Regions from separate parts of the Homo sapiens genome. Here region 2 is linked to region 1. Evidence: read pairs that join two places in POLR2A ChIA-PET (ENCODE). Cell type or tissue: A673. All regions are shown on one strand. Each heading gives the region's core, and the rest is flanking DNA. Links, peaks and the distances in the headings are about the cores only. Region 1 overlaps IQGAP1 (IQ motif containing GTPase activating protein 1). Region 2 overlaps NGRN (neugrin, neurite outgrowth associated).

What was found. ChIA-PET counts read pairs that join two places held together with the same protein. Peaks named below come from ENCODE experiments on the same cell type or tissue, not always from the same donor. Only the 100,000 strongest peaks of a DNase experiment are listed, where the experiment ranks them.
Region 2: POLR2A ChIA-PET joins it to region 1 with 12 read pairs; 4 of 35 experiments call an interaction of 5 or more read pairs at or near these places.

The regions. Positions count from the first base shown.
Region 1 is chr15:90,449,981-90,452,889 of GRCh38, reverse strand. It overlaps IQGAP1 (IQ motif containing GTPase activating protein 1), which reads right to left. Exons shown (of 38, transcript NM_003870.4): 12 at 1-115. Among named protein-coding and RNA genes, the nearest start is that of IQGAP1, 63 kb to the right of the region's middle. In A673, for the core only: no CTCF peak of the experiment used is centred there; a DNase peak (open chromatin) is centred at 1,269.
Region 2 is chr15:90,269,762-90,272,670 of GRCh38, reverse strand. NGRN (neugrin, neurite outgrowth associated) reads right to left here. Exons shown (of 3, transcript NM_001033088.3): 3 at 460-1,483. The coding sequence ends at 883. Among named protein-coding and RNA genes, the nearest start is that of NGRN, 5.5 kb to the right of the region's middle. In A673, for the core only: no CTCF peak of the experiment used is centred there; no DNase peak of the experiment used is centred there.

The DNA of each region.
Region 1 (2,909 bases), core at 124-2,623:
GCGGCAAATGGATACACCTGGGGCAGCTGGGCTTCGGGATTCATCAGTTCCAAAACAGTCTTCTCAGCAACACCCTTCTGGATTGCAGCATTAATCAGTGCTACTGCTGCCAATCCTGTGTAAAAAACAGGAGTCAGAAACGCAGTGGGCTTAGAGAGCCCTCAGGGGAAGAAGGTGCCAATCTTCATGGGAAAAATATCACATTCTGTGGCTATCAGCCATGAAGTTTGAAGTGGAACTTTCGTCTTTAAAAAAGCAGCCTCCTTTGTCTGAAGAAGGGTGAACTGTACGGTATGTGAACCATGTCTCAATCAAGATGTTTTCTTCAAAAAGCAGCCTCCTAACTGTTCTCCTCATCCCTATTTTCTTCCCGTTCAATTCATCCTATATGCTACCACTACTTCCCATCTAAACCACCTCTTCCTTCTCCTACTGCCTGGCTTCTTAAGCTACCATTCAAAGCTTTCTACAATCTTTCCACCCCTTGATCTTACACAACTCAGCCCAAAACATTTACAAAATTTGTATTCTAACCACCATTCCTCAAAGACATCTTTCACTACCTGTACTTCCGCTCCCACCTCCTTTTTCCCTCATTGTCCTGCACTAGGACGTTCTTTTCTCACCTCTTTCACCATCCAAATCTTAGCGATCCCTTAAGTCTCACCTCCTCCAGATATTTCCCTAACAAATCATGAAGTGTGTGCGAGCCAAAGTGAGGCTATATTGACTCCAGTTCTACCTTTAAAACTGGAGTAACTTGGCCAGGCACGGTGGCTCACGCTTGTAATCCCAGCACTTTGGGAGGCCAAGGCAGGTGGATCACGAGGTCAGGAGATCGAGACCATCCTGGTCAACACGGTGAAACCCCGTCTCTACTAAAAATGCAAAAATGAGCTAGGTGTGGTGGCACGTGCCTGTAATCCCAGCTCCTCAGGAGGCTGAGAGAGGAGAATCGCTTGAACCAGGGAGTCAGAGGTTGCAGTGAGCTGAAATTGTGCCACTGCACTCCAGCCTGGCAACAGAGTGAGACTCCGTCTCAAAAAAAAAAAAAAAGGGCACACAGACCAACAGAACACCATAGAGAACTCAGAAACAAAGCCACACATTTACAGCCATGAGGAGAACATTTTTTGACAAAGACACCAAGAACACACATCAGGGAAAAGACAGTGCTATGGTTTGGATTGGTTTATTTGTCCCTACCAAATCTCACATTGAAATCTGATACCTGACATCACCCTAAGGGTATGAAAAAAAAAAAGAAGAAACTTGATCCCCAGTGTGGTGGTGTTGGGAGGCAGGGCCTAGTAGGAGCTGTGTGGGTCATAGGAGCAAATGTCTCATCAACGGCTTTGTGCCATTCTCATGGTAGTGAGCTCTTGCAAGATTGGATTGGTTCTTGGGGAGAACGGATCAGTTCTCATTAGAATGGGTTGTTATAAAGCCAGGACCCCTACTCACTACCCCGGGGATCAGTCTCTCTTCACATGAGCCCACTTGCCCTTTGATCTTCTCCTTCATATTTTGATGCAGCACAAAAGCCCTCACCAGAAGCTGAGCAGATGCTGGTGCCTTGCTTCTTGCACAGCCTGCAGAGCTGTGAGCTAATAAATTACCCCACTTCAAGTATCCCTTTATAGCCACGTAAAATGGGCTGAGACAGACAGTCTCTTCAATAAATGGTGTTGAGAAAACTGGATAACCATATGCAGAAGAATAAAGCTAGATCCCTATCTCTCATAATATACAAAAATAAATCAAAATAGATTAAAGACTTAAATCTAAGACCTGAAACTATGAAGCGACTGGAAGAAAACATTGGGGAAATGCTTCAGGACACTGGTCTAAGCAAAGCCATTTAGCTAAGACCTTAAAAGCATAAGCAACGAAAGCAAAAATAGACAAACAGGACTATGTCAAGCTAAAAAGCTTCTGCACAGCAAAGGAAACCAACAACAAAGTGAAGAGACAACATATAGAACAGGAGAAAACATTTGCAAACGATCCATCTGAGAAGAGAACAATAACCATAATATATAAGAAATTCAAACAACAGCCAAAAAAAAAAAAACAAAAAAAAACCCCACAAATAATCCAATTTTTACATGGGCAAATAAGCTGAATAGATTTTTATCAAAAGAAGACACACAAATGGCCAACAGGTATATGAAAAAATGCTCAACATCATTAATCATCAGGGAAATACACATCAAAACCACAATGAGATACTTTCTCACCCCAATTAAAATGGCTTTTATCAAAGACAAAAAATAACAAATGCTGGGAAGGCTGCAGAGAAAGGGCTCATACACTGTTGATGGGAATATAAATTACTATAGCCGCTACGGAAAACAGGATGGAGAGTCCTCAAAAAATTAAAATAAAACTACATATGATTCAGCAATCCCATTGCTAGGTATATGGCCAAAAGAAAGGAAATCAGCACTCCCATGTTTACTGCAGCTGTATTCACAATAGCCAAGATATGAAATCAACCTAAGCGTCCATCAATGAATAAATGGTAAAAAAAAAAAAAAAAAAAAAAAAAAAAAAAAAGGTAGTGTATACACATAATGGAATATTATTCAGCCATAAAAACTGAAGGTCATTATGTTAAGTGAAATAAGCCAGACACAGAAAGGCAAATACCTCCTGATCTCACTCATATATGGGAGCTAAAAAAGTGGATCTCACAGAGGTAGAGTTGACTGGTGGTTCCCAGAAGCTGGGAAGGGTAGTGGGGAGGAGGACATAGAGAGGTTGGCTAACGGGTACAAAATTACCATTAGATACAAGGAATAGGTCTAGTGTTAGATAGCACAGTAGGATGATGATAGTTAACAATAATGTATAGTTCAAAACAGAAGAACTGGAATGTTCCCAACATCAACAAAAGATAAATGCGT
Region 2 (2,909 bases), core at 288-2,787, 180 kb after region 1:
GGGGGTCTCACTGTTATCCCAGGCTGGAGTGCAGTGGTGCAATCATAGCTCACTGCAGCCTCAACCTCCGAGGCTCAAGCGATTCTCCCACCTCGGCCTCCCAAGTAACTGGGACTGTAGGCACATTCTGCCATGCCCAGCTCTTAATATAAACTTTAAAATGTGGCTGGAGATTATAAGGGCCCTAAAGCCTTTGCCTGCTTTGTATTTTCTGCCAACCCCTCATTTCCCAATCTCTGCCAGAACCCCAGCAACTAAAAGAAAGGCGTCCAGTTTTCAGTTGTCAGAATCCCTCACTAAGCAGGATGCTCTGCACAGAGCCCTTTGCTGGGAAATTCCTCTGGTTCCATCTCTCTCCCAATGTTTACTGACCAGGGATCCTTCCTTTCTGCCTTTGTCCTTCCCTCTCTCCAAGGTTCACAGGTAAACCATCCCACCCCAAAGAGCACCAAAGAGGCAGACTGCTACATTTTACTTTATTTTGTTGTAAGGAAAACCAATTGACTAAGTTGTCCCCAAAATGTTAGTGTTCACTGATCAAGAAGGAAATGAGGTCAGAAGGCAAACTTTTCACTTCTTCTCAAACATAAATTGCAAGTATCACAGAAAATTGTAACAACACATGCAACACGGGATGGCTTTCAACACACAGAGAGCCTAAGCAAGAAGAGTGAGTACTGAAGGTCTACAGAGGTCAGACTGGGAGCACTACCACAGGAAGTTTGAATCTATCCACGCAGCTCTTTCCTCCCACAGTCCAGGCTCAACACCTCTTCCTATTCCAAGGTGGCTTATCCATATGCAGAAATCCAGGCTGTTCCATATACATTAATACTTGCCCAGCTGTGTTTCACGAGGCATCTCCATAAGCCAAGCCCCGACTCAAATTCTGTACAGGAAGTTCCCGTTGCTGTCAAAGAACTCTCGGCCCCTCTGCACTACTTTGCTGCTGAAGTTATCTGGCTCCTCTGCCTTCAACTCCTCCAGCTTCTGACCACTTGGCAACGCACCACTGCCAGTTCCTCTGGGGCTCTCAGAATCACTGGAGTACTTCTGCAGCTCTCTTGGATGACCTAGGGGTGCAGCAACAGGCACAAAGCTCTCCTCCAGGTCCTGGATTTCTTTATTTCTTCCCTTCCTTCTCCTTGGTGTATTTGTCCTGTGAGTGTCTGACTCTATCACTTTCAAAGCTGTGCTGTGATTTGGGTCTTTAGATGAGGCTTCATGCCCTGGCATAAGCAAAGAGCCTGATACAGAGTGGCCTGCAGGGAGCAGCTTTGAGGTATTTCCAGAGCCCCGGAGGTGCTGCAGCGAGTGGGCAAGCCCAGCTTTCTTAAGGACTTTTTGATCCTGCTTCAGCTTCTGCTCCAATGTGGGTAAAAACTTGCTTTTTAAAACTCTTCGGATCACATCAGTGCTGACATCAAAGCCTTCAGCCAACCTGGGAACTGACCAGGACTCTGGAAATTCCTCATGTAAATACCTACGGGAAGAAGGAGCAGGTTTGCAAGTTGTGAAGAAGTCTCCTATCAGAACATCTAACTCGCAATACCTATGATAAAGAAGAGGGGTTGAGGCCTGGCATGGTGGCTCACACCTGTAATCCCAGAACTCTGAGAGGCCGAGATAGGCGGATCACTTGAGCCCAGGAGTTCGAGACCAGTGATTCTTGTGCCTGAGCCTCCGAAGTAGCTGGGATTACAGGCATGAGCTACCACGTGGCACAAGAATCACTTGAACCTGGGAGGTGAAGGCTGCGGTGAGCCGAGATTGCACCACTGCACCACTGCACTCCAGCCTGGGCAACAGAGTGAGACTCTCCCAAAAAAACAAAAAAAGAGAGCTTGAAAAACCGCAAATGTAGTCCCTATCTTGTGCTAGCTAAATCTTGTGCTAGTCCCTATCTTGTGCTAGTTAAATGGCTGTGTTCCATTTCTGTGTGTCAACAGCAACACCTGACCACTGTCAGTCAGGTCACTTCATTTCACATCAACTCAGCTCCTCTCACTGACATCTAATACCACAATAGATCCTGGGGACGCAGGAGGACTGACCTTCCCATTACATAGTTTGGGAGTGGGGACAGACAAAATAAATGACATTATGGTAAAGGTTATAGCACAGGATGCAAAGACAGCACCCCAGGAGGGAGACCCAGATATAGGGAATAAGAACACTTATAGCCAGGCCCAGGAATTGCTTCATGAAGTCCAAGCTAGAGTTGGTCTGAAAGGATGAAAGGAGTAATAAGCTGGCAGAAGGGAGGAGAGAAGGAGAGATGAAAGATACTGATGATAAAGTGAAGAGCTTGTGAAATGTAAAGCGGCACATCACCTTTGTTGGGAATAACTCAACTGACAGTGAGGGTAAGAAGTAGATCACACTTAGGGGTCTGGAGTTTATCCCAAGGCAACAGCAAGTCAAGGAAAAATTTTAAGCAGTGGAATGCCACAGATAAATTTTCATTTTGAAGTTCAACCTACAGCCTGGCACAATGGCTCACTCCCAGCACTTTGAGAGGCTGAGGCAGGAGGATTGCTTGAGCCCAGGAGTTCGAGACCAGCCTGGGAAACAGGGAGATCCCATCTCTATTAAAAAAAGAAAAAAAGGAATTCAACCTAGTGGTAGTTTTTCAGTGACAAAAGTATAGGCAGAAAGATTGGTCAAGAGGCTTTTACAGTAATCCAGATAGTCTCGAGTGAGACAGTCAATGGAGCATAGGAGGAAAGTGAGTTGAGAAATATTTTAAGAAAGTCAAATAGTACAACTTGGTACTAAGGGACTAAATATTGGGGGAAGCATCATCAAGGCCAAGATGCAGGATTTTAGCTTGGGTAATCAGTAGGTTATAGGAAAAACAGGAACAGAATGAAGTTGTCAGGGAACAACGATGAATTCTATTTTGTACA